Regions from separate parts of the Homo sapiens genome. Here region 2 is linked to region 1. The links are chromatin loops, found by intact Hi-C in ENCODE. Cell type or tissue: Calu3. All regions are shown on one strand. Links, peaks and the distances in the headings refer to the core of each region. The heading gives the core; the rest is flanking DNA.

Evidence for each region. A loop is a pair of places that touch in the nucleus more often than their neighbours do. Peaks named below come from ENCODE experiments on the same cell type or tissue, not always from the same donor. Only the 100,000 strongest peaks of a DNase experiment are listed, where the experiment ranks them.
Region 2: it touches region 1 in a loop (4-fold over the local background); 2 of 110 quality-filtered maps call a loop at or near these places.

The regions. Positions count from the first base shown.
Region 1 is chr18:37,173,574-37,179,045 of GRCh38, forward strand. The region is part of intron 9 of KIAA1328; the gene reads left to right. Among named protein-coding and RNA genes, the nearest start is that of SNORA111, 290 kb to the right of the region's middle. RefSeq lists a silencer at 2,193-2,487. In Calu3, for the core only: no CTCF peak of the experiment used is centred there; a DNase peak (open chromatin) is centred at 2,338.
Region 2 is chr18:36,945,407-36,950,878 of GRCh38, forward strand. All of the region lies in intron 5 of KIAA1328, which reads left to right. Among named protein-coding and RNA genes, the nearest start is that of KIAA1328, 120 kb to the left of the region's middle. RefSeq lists an enhancer at 2,521-3,155. In Calu3, for the core only: no CTCF peak of the experiment used is centred there; a DNase peak (open chromatin) is centred at 2,625.

The DNA of each region.
Region 1 (5,472 bases), core at 156-5,155:
CAACTCCCACATTATGCAATTAAGGCTGAATATGTAAACGTCAGTACCAAAAGGGCTTGGTTTATGTTTCTTCAGGGATATGATTGGTTTTGAGCACTTAAATTCATAGCAGCTTATCCGATGAATTGAATATAAATGTTAAGACTTAATTTGTAGTTAATTTGAAGTCCATTGGCTTTGCAAAGTAGAAATGCCCAAATTACAAGTCTCAAGTCTGATGATTTTAAAGATGTGCTCTAAAATTTATTATTTTGGTTTGAGGTAATTTCAAAGGGAAGAGAAAGATTATTTCTTCCTCCTCTAAAAAGTTGTATTCCAGTCCAGTGCCTATAGATATGCTGTTCCACAGAAGCCAAACCTAGGAAACAGTGTGTTCATCGTATTTTGGCTCTTTTTGTCATTCCTTTAATTCTGGAGCTAGAAAGGTAAGCATCTTAAAGAACTTTTGAGAAATGACTCCAACACAAAAGATAATAACAATAGCTACCATCTATTAAGTATCTGCCATGTCCCTAGCACCTTGCCAAGCCCTTTATATGCATTGTCTAATTTAATCTTCACAACCTTATGAGGTGGCACTATTATCCCCATTTTTAAAATTAGGAAACTAAAGTTCAGAGATATTGAAGAACAGTCTAAGATCACATAGCTAACAACAGGCAAAGCCAGCATTTCAGACTCCAAACCTCGTAATCTTAAATATTGTAACAGTTGACAATGACAACCTCTCTATTTTGGAGGCCACACACAATCAAAAAGAGAATTTAACTAGTTTGCCGCATCCTTTCACTGTTGCTGCTTTCTTCCTTTTTTTTTTTTTTTTTTTTTGAGATGGAGTCTCACTCTGTCGCCAGGCTGGAGTACAGTGGTGCGATCTCAGCTCACTGCAACCTCCACCTCCCGGGTTCAAGCAATTCTTCTGCCTCAGCCTCCCAAGTAGCTGGGACTACAGGCGCCCACCACCACACCCGGCTAATTTTTTTTTGGATTTTTATTTTTATTTTTATTTTTATTTTATTTTATTTTATTTTATTTTTTGAGACAGAGTCTCGCTCTGTCACCCAGGCTGAAGTGCAGTGGCGCAATCTTGGCTCACTACAAGCTCCACCTCCCAGGTTCACGCCATTCTCCTGCCTCAGCCTCCTGAGTAGCTGGGACTGCAGGTGCACACCACCACGCTTGGCTAATTTTTTGTATTTTTAGTAGAGACGGGGTTTCACTGTGTTAGCCAGGATGGTCTTGATCTCCTGACCTTGTGATCTGTTTTTTTGGTATTTTTAATAGGGACAGGCTTTTACCATGTTTGCCAGGATGGTCTCGATCTCTTGCCCTCATGATCCGCCCGCCTTGGCCTCCCAAAGTGCTGGGATTACAGGTGTGAGCCACCATGCCCAGCCGCTTTCTTTTATTTTTAATGCTACTGTTGTTGGCATTCTTCCAAAGATCCACAATAAGTTGTGTTTCTGAAATGTTGATGGAGCTTCCTCTTTGGATCACTTAACGTTGTGGCTGAAAGCTTGTGCTCAGAGGGTTTCCATCCTAGCTCACCTTGAGGGATTCATTTGGAGGAATTAGAGGTAAAGAAGGAAGATTATCTGGATTTTCAATCTTAGTGAATTTTCCTATTGTTAAAGATTAAAATGAGATCTTTAACACCACTTTAATATATTGTTTTTGATGGTTGCATTTCAGTTTAGAGGGAAGTATGAAAAAATGGAATAAAATGTTGCCCCAGTAAGAGTTTTATAAAACATCCTCAGCACACATTTTTGGAATGGATCATATCAACATTGTAGAGTTTTACAAGCCCAGGTTAAAACTGCTGTGAAGAGTCATATTTACAGACTTTAAAAAAGGATTATCTATTTGTCCTTAATACTGCAGATCAGCTAAATATAGATTCTCAGAAGCTTCCTATGTAACGAGCATTTGGCTTAATAAAACAACATGTAGCACACCATATTTTATCTTTAGAAATGCATGATGACATCATACAGGTCTCTTACACGAATTGCAGAGTTAAAAAAAAAAAATCAGAGTACTATGAAAATCAGTTACCAAGAAGGCATAGTGGTGGCTTTCCAGATTTCAGAATCAGGATTATTTGTACTGTTTTTATTTCAAAGTGTAGAAAAGACATTTTTTTAAATAGACTACATATCAGTCACATGCAAACTCTTAATGTAAGAGAAGAGCCTATTGTTCTTTATCTCAACAAACCTTTGAAAGTACCAAAGGGAACAAGAGTAAAAGCTCTTCCCCTGTCCACCTTAAATTCCAAGAATTTTCAAGACCTGCAAACAAGGATGGGGGTGAGACAGATGCCAGTGGGAGACAGGTTTTCCTTTGTTCTCTGAAAATACCTAGAAGAGTTCCATTTCATTCCATGTGCAGGTGAAAAAAACAGGTGTGGCAGAGTCATCTTTCTCATTCACAGTGTTGGTTGTTAATTGTTCTCACTGCTGGCTGTCAATATTATGTAAAATTTTCATTCCCCATTCAAGATGGAAAAAGTTGTGGCTGAAAATGTTAACATTTGCATTTTTATTTGTTGATTTATTTAAAGGACAACCTCTCCTACAGCAATCCATCACTTGGTGACACCCCAAATATGAATAATGTATTGTAGACTTGCAGTTACAATGTGTAATAAGTGCTAGAGACAGTAAAGGAATGTTAACTATGTTGCAAATATAATATTTATTAACTCATAAAGTTTATTGCTTTTAAGGTTCAATAATACTGACCATAAGACATCAATATCACTTATCCTGATTTTAGCTGGGCACCTTTGTATGTAGAAATATTCATCTATCTCATGCTAACAAAATAAATATGTAATTTACAGCATAAGCAAAGGGGGCATTATAGTTTTCTGTGCTGAAAGCTGCAGTGTTTCTTTCTCTCCATTTCACTTCTGGCTCTCCACACTGATCACACACCCCTAAGCTGCGTAAGAGAATAAGCACAGTGGTCATCTTGGCACAAGAGGGTGGTGAAGCTGAATTAAATGTACCATTCATTTCTGCTTGAATGGAACAAGCAATGCCCCACAGACCACTCCACCTGGAAAGAGGAGTTGAGGGGCTTTCTCCCTGTCATTCTGAACACCTCAGGGTAGGTGAGCCTTGGCTCTAAAAGAAACTTAAATAAATACCTTTCCTACCAAATGAATGAGTCAGAGTTTACCAAGTCTACTTGATCCTTTAGTCTCCAGTGTGAAGCCAGAGCTGGGCAAGTTACCATTTGCTTCTCAAATGAATGTGTTATGAGCACAGATATAACTGATAATTAACCATTTTGTGCCTTCTAGAATTAGGTGTGTCCATTGTCAACAATAAAGATCATACAGGAAATATATAACACTCAAAGCAAAAGAAGTAATGATAATTAGCAACCATCAGCTGTAATTGTCATCTACATTAAGATGCAGAATTATGTATTTCTTCGTTATAAATAGCCTTTCTAATTGTACTTGATGTATGCCAATTTAATCAAAAAGTATACTTGCAACAGGCAGAATTTGCATTAATGTAGCCTTGGATCTTCAGGTCTTTTATTTCAAATTTGACTGGGAAAGAAGGCCTATTACAGCTGTATATCCTTGATATGTTGGTGTCTTTTTCTATTCAGATGTGTAGATCTGATACATTTTATATTAAAATGAAGATAGTATCTTCTGAGATTGCTCAATGCAACAGAAATCTTGTCACCTTTAAAAATATTGGTGGAGTTTGTATTTTTCAGTCATATGGTGACACAGTGATTGTTGGACCCTGATAAGCAGAGGCACACCAGGCCTACAGTAGCAGGATTAGATTCTCAGTCCCTGAAGTAAAAGGTTACTAAGGTCACTTCTTTCTGTTCTTCTATGACTTCTACAAACAGTTACAGCTGGTGCTCTCCCTGTGCCTTTGTGTGTCTGTGTGTAAGATGTGAAGAAAGAAAGGGAGATTTCACCAAATCACGCCCAACTAGTGAATTTTCAGAACTGGAACTGGAATTAGCCTGTTTCTAGGATGTACTGTTCACTTTTTTAGCTTTTTTTTTTAAAGAAAGATGAGTTTTTAATGACAACACAAAAGCGTTAAAGGTTTTTGTTTTGTTTTATTTTGTTTTGTTTCTTTTTGAGTTACTGGTGGGGAGAGGTGTTGATTTTGTGAAGCTTCTTTTTTCTTGACAGGATTTGGGAAATACTTGAGTACATACTTTGAGGGACTTGATAAATTATTTGGGGGCTTTTAAAAAATAGTTTATTTTTATTAATTGACACATCATAATTACACATATTTATGAGGTACATTGTGGTGTTCCAATACATGTATATATTGTGTAATGATCAAATCAGAGAATCTAGCACATCCATCGCCTCATACATTTATCATTTCTTTATGGTGAGAACATTCAAAATCCTCTCTTCTAGTTATTTTGAAATACATTAGGTTAGTGCAAAAGTAATTGTGGTTTTTTTTCTATTAAAAATAATGGCAAAAACTGCAATTACTTTTGCACCAACCTAATAAAATGCAATATTGTTAGCCATAGTCACCCTACTGCACAATAGAACATCAGAACTTATTCCTCCTATCTAACTGTAACTTTGTACCCAATGACCCCTCTCTCCCCATGTCCCCACCTCCCACTCTTCCTAGCCTCTAGTATCACTATCATACTCACTGCTTCTATGAGATCAACGTTTCTAGATCCCACATACAAGTGAGATTGCTTGTTGGAAAGCAATTGAGGCCAAGTCAACCAGTTCAGTATTTGTTTTTTGTGCCCGGCTTATTTCACTTGACATAATATGCTTCAGGTTCATCTATGTTGCCACAAATGACAGGATTTCATTCTTATTTATGGCTGAATAGTATTCACTGTGTATATATACCACATTTTCATTATCCATTCATCCATTTATGGACACTTAGGTTGATTCCATATCTTGGCTATTATGAGTGCTTCAGTAAACATGAAGTGTAGATATCTCTTTGACATACCGGTTTCATTTCCTTTGGATACATACCCAGCAGTGGGATTGTTGGATCATATGGTAGTTCTTTTTGTAATTTTTTGAGGAGCATCCATACTATTTTTCATAATGGCTGTACTAATTTACATTCCGACCCAATAGTATATGAGAGTTTTCTTTCTCCAATCATTGCCAACACTTGTCTTGTCCGTTTGGTAACAGCCATTCTGACAGGAGCAAAGTGATATTTCATTGTGGTTTTGATTTGTATTTTCCTGATGATTATTGATTTTGAGAATTTTTTCATGTACCCGTTAGCCATTTTAATGTTTTCCTTTGAGAAATGTCTATTCAGGTCTTTAACCTATTTTTTTAGTCACTTTATTTTCTTGCTATTGAGTTGTTTGAGTTCCTTATATATTTTGCATAGTAACTTCTTATCAGATGGATAGTTTGCAAGTGTTTTCTCCCATTCTGCAGGTTGTCTCATCACTCTGTTAATT
Region 2 (5,472 bases), core at 372-5,371, 230 kb before region 1:
TACTTAATTTTTCTCTGAGCAGTAATTTACATGTGTGATCAATAGCCTCAGTCATTTTCAAAGAGACAAGTAATGAAATATTCCTACTACTTTTAAAATTTTAACCTTAAGATGATAACTGTGATTCCATTGTATAAGAACTCTCCTTTTTCACTTCAGTTAATACAGTTTTATTGAATGTGTTTGATTTTCACTTAGAATTATTAATACTGGGTGATATTTTCATACTACATTACAGAGTACTTGCAACTCTGGTGAGAATGCTGTTCCCCAAGGCCATAGCTAATGGTCTAGCAATGTTAAACTGAATTTAGAAATGATACTGTAAACTTATGCTTAAAAGTGTGGGTGGGTGATATAGAAGATGAGTATCTTTTTGGAAATAGAAGAGAGAGGGTGTGGTTGTTTCCTTCTCATGGACTCTTCCCCCAGTATAAATTCTTAAGCACTACAGGTAGTATTTGCTAATTGTTATTACATGTTGAATATCCTGTATCCAAAATTCTTGAGGCCAGAAGTGTTTCAGATTTTGGATTTTTTTAGATCTTGCGGTATTTGCAATATACTTACCAGTTGAACATCCCTAATCCGGAAATCCAAAATGCTGCAATGAGCATTTCTTCTGGACATTATGTTCATGCCCAAAACATTTCAGAGTTTGGAGTATTTCTAATTTTGGATTTCAGATTAGGGATATTCAACCTATACTTCAGTAGTTAGCCAAAATAGAAATGTTACACTGCCCTAAAAATTCAGAATGCTGCTTCCTTTTAAAGAAGAAAGTGGATTATTTTACATCTCTTATTTTACTTTCTATATGCTTCCTTCCAAAACAAAAACAGTTGACCAAAACAGATAAAATAAACACAGAAAGACATACCAAGAATGACTTAAAGGGAGGAAGCAAAGGAGTCCAATAATGTATTACATTTCAACATAAAGGAGAAGGATGGGCCTCCTCTCACTGGTGTGAAAGAGGGTTCTTAGAGATGATTGATACGCATACCGTAAGTATGTTCCCTGGACCAGCAACATCAGCATTACTCAGAAGCTTGTTAGACCCTACCTCAGATCTACTGGATCAGAATTTGCTTTCCAACAAGACCCACAGGTAATTCTTTTGTACATTACATTTTAAGGAATGCTGCTCTAGTGGTTCTAAGACTTTATTCTAAATCTCAGCTCACTGCTAGGTTATCCTTGGATAAGTTATTAACCATTCTGTGCTGCAGATTTATTTGTAAAATGAGATTAATAATAGTACATAATGGGTTTTTTCTTTTAATAAGAATTAAATATAATCTCTTTAAATTAAATATAATGTTAGTCCCTCACCTTCAAGTAGAGGTTATACTGAGCTATTCAAAGATACTGTGGTTCAGGCATCCGTTCCTGGTGATAGGTGCTTAATTGTGAAATAGGTGATGATAGTATCTTATTCTTAAAAGAGAACTCTGATGAAATCTCTGAAGAAGGGAGAGATGACAAGCATAAAAATGATAGCACTGGAAGATGAAATACTGTATATGAGGAACACTTGATGTCACTGGATTGCTTCGTGTGGGAGAAAGAAGATTGAGGGACCACTTAAACTCGGTTTACATTTCCACTAAGAAATGAATTGTTAGGCTCCTGTAATCCCAGCTACTCGGGAGGCTGAAGCAGGAGAATCGCTTGAACTTGGGAGGTGGAGGTTGCAGTGAGCCGAGATCACGCCACTGCACTCCAGCCTGGGCGACAGAGCAAGACTCCGTCTCCTAAAAAAACCAGAAATGAATTGTATTACATGGTAAGATAAAATAGTTCAAGGAGACAAATATAGGAATGTTGATAAAAAGAGTCAAACTCTGTAAAACATTTAAGGAGGCTTATTATGTGCCAAATATGGGTGACCAAGGCCTGTGACACAGCCCCAGGATGTCCTGAGAACCTGTGCCCAATGTGATTGGGTGACAGCTTGATTTTATACATTTTAGGGGGACAAGTTACTGGCAGACATAAATCAATACATGTAAAGTGTACATTGATTCAGTCTGGAAAGGTGGGACAACTCGGGCTTTTAGGTCATAGGTGGATTCACGGATTTTCTGATTGGGAGTTGGTCAAAAGAGTTAAGTTATTATCTAAAGACCAGGAATCAATAGAAAGGAGTGTCTGGGTAAAGATAAGGGGTTGTGGAGACCAAGGTTTTTTGCAGGTTTTTATTATGCCTCATAGGTGGCCACCCTTAGAGGCAATTGATGGCAAGTGTTTTCTGTTCAAATGTTTCAAAGGTGCTAGACTGGCAGCTAATCTCTTCAGGAACAGAAGAACTGGAAAGGGAGGAGGATTCTCAACATAATGTAGATTTTCCCCACAAGAGATAGCTTTGCAGGACCATTTCAAAATATGTCAAAGAAATATATTTTGGGGTAAAACACTTTGATTTTTTTCAGGGCCTGGTATCTATCATATACTTGACTCTATACTAGAGTCAGGTTGGAATTTGATATCTCATTGCTGCAGAGAGACTGCTTTGCCAGTCTTAAGATCTCTGTTTTAATGTTAATGTTGGTCAATTGTGCCTGAATTCCAAAGGGATGAGGGTATAATGAGGCGTGTTTGACCTCCCCTTCCCATCATGGCCTGAACTTGTTTTTCAGGTTTACTTTGGAATGCCCTCGGCCAAGAGCGGCCTTCATTCAGTCAGTTGAGGGGCTTAGAGTTTTATTTTTGCAGGAGTATGAAGAAAGAGAGGTATCATGTGTATTGAAATGGATAGCTCATGAAATGTTTTCATTTAATGGTAAGAACAAATCTCTTCTGTTTGAAGATCGGAAGTAGAATGACATGACTTTTTGTTTGTTTGTCTTTTGTTTTTTTTTTTTTTTTTTTGAGACAGAGTCTTACTCTGTCTCCAGGCTGGAGTGCTGTGGTGCGATCTCGGCTCACTGCAACCTCCAACTTCTTGGTTCAAGTGATTCTCCTGCCTCAGCCTCCTGAGTAGCTGGGATTACAGGCATGCGCCACCACGCCTGGCTAATTTTTGTATTTTTAGTAGAGATGGAGTTTCACCATGTTGTCCAGGATGGTCTCAATCTCCTGACCTCGTGATCCTCCCACCTCGGCCTCCAAAAGTGCTGGGATTACAGGCATTAGCCACCACGCCTTTTTTTTTTTTTTTGAGACAGTCTCACTCTGTTGCCCAGGCTGGAGTAAAATGGCACGATCTCAGCTCACCGCAACCTCTACCTCCTGGGTTCAAGCGATTCTCCTGCCTCAGCCTCTTGAGTAGCTCAGATTACAGGCATGCGCCACCACGCCCAGCTAATTTTGTATTTTTAGTAGAGACGGGGTTTCTCCATGTTGGTCAGGCTGGTCTTGAACTTCCAACCTCTGGTGATCCGCCCGCCTCGGCCTCCCAGAGTGCTGGGATTACAGGCGTAAGCCACTGCGACATGACTTTTTTTAAAGAGCTTTCAGTCTGTTTCTCGTGTTTGGAGCTGGTAGTTTTCAGCCTGATATGTTTCACTATGCTTCACAAAGCATTATTCACACAACTTCACTGATCAGCCTTTTGGGGTCTGGAGAGCTTAGTGTGCAGACCATTTTCCATAGTCTATATTGTCAGGAATTTTCCCTTTTTGAAATTGGAAGTTTTTAAGTGTTAATTATTGTTGTGCAGTTCACTTGATAAGGAAGCTTCTTGGGGGAGAGGTATGATGGCAGCTTTTTTTCTTCTACAGTTCTAAGGTAGTTCTTGTAACCCATGAAAGGCTGAATTGCTTTAAAGCAGCCTTTCCAAAAGGGTAAAATATTTCTCCTTCGGGTCCAGCTGAAACATAGAACTTTTAAACAAAAAATAAATTTTTAAGCAAGTTAGAAGCAAGAGAAAATGCATGGTTTTTAATAGAAATGTTTTCTCAACCTTTAATGTCTACAGTGAATGCTGAAAATTTATATTTTCTTATTTTGTGAAAAGGAAACTATAAAAACATGAAATCAAAGTTCTGGTCCATCTGGCACATTGATAGCCTGCTTTTTAGGGTGTCTGGATTTAAACATTTAAATAAGTGTCCTTACCTTTAAAGTTGGAGAAATAAACCTTGGGTCTCCATTGTGTAGGTAGTTTCTAAAATCCATAGGGTCTAATGACCTGAGAAAAAGACAGAATGTAAAGCACCTCAATTTCAAGTCTGTTTCTACCCAGCTCCCCCCCCCCCACCCCCCGATCTTGATTTGCAATTCTGCAAGAAATAAGGTAGGGACTTAGATAACTCTAAAGGAGCTAGTTAAATACTCTAATTAGCTATCTTTCCGTGGCTCATGTTTTTGTTCAGGTGATCAAACAGAATGAATTACAGTCTAGAAGAGTCTGAGTGGGTCACTTGAGTCTTGTTTCCATCTTTAAGTGTCCAGAGCATTGAGTTTTCCACTGTTTTGTGCTTTATTACCCTCCCCCAATGGATTACTGTCATCAGGAAATTGAAAAATAACATGTTCATACACCGAATTTGCCATAAATTTTTCTTTTAGTTAAATGGAAGATTTCAGACTTGTATCAGTGGCTTGTGCTCTTGCACAGATCACAGCTTCATAAACAGGTGTAAATATTTATGTGAAATTCTTACCTAGCCCTGTGAACCACTTGATCTTGGAATCACTTTTTCTTTTTACAAACAATCCATTTTCAGTTGCATATATTATCAATGAGTCCTAAACTAGATATATAATTTAGACCTCAATTTTTATATCAGAAAATGTGTACTCTTTTTTTCAAAAGGGAGAAAAGAAAATGATTGTAAGGTGAGGAATTTGACGTGGTCAGAAACCATATTTAAGATGAGAAAATCTTGCTAGGTTAGAAAACATTTTAGTTTTTAATGAGTCAATATTTTAAGCATCTTCTTGGCTGGTTTAAAGGCCACATTGTCTATTTATGGTTTGTTTCCATTCCAAACTCAAAACCAACGTGAAAATTCAATAGGAGCTCCTTTACTTTTATTTCTATACTCATTCCTCTAACATTTTTAAAGTGCCTGCTGTGTGCTGAAGAGATACCAAGATTAGTACACTACGATTTCCAGGAAAACACAGTCTGCTTCAGGTGATAGTAATATAGTCAAATAATTTTAACTTTATGGTATTTACTATGATAAAGGTGCTTAACTCTGCCTGGGAGGTCAGTGAAAGCTTGGAGGAAGAGGTGACATAAAAATTAAGTTTTAATGGACAAGTAGGAATCTAGGATTAAGGGCGGGCAAAACATTCTAGGCAGAACGTTATGCCTAGAATGATATGCTATCTTAATATATGGCTTGTAGGCATTCAGAGTAAAGGAAGTACCTGCCATAGTGAAAATATTTGGGTTCAGTATTTCCCCCAAAGTCTGTGAGTAATGGATTGCTTTACAGTTGGAGCCAGATGGCCTTACCTCAGATTCTTACCCGAGGATGATCCTGAATAAAACATCTCTCTTTTGTAAAGCTTCTC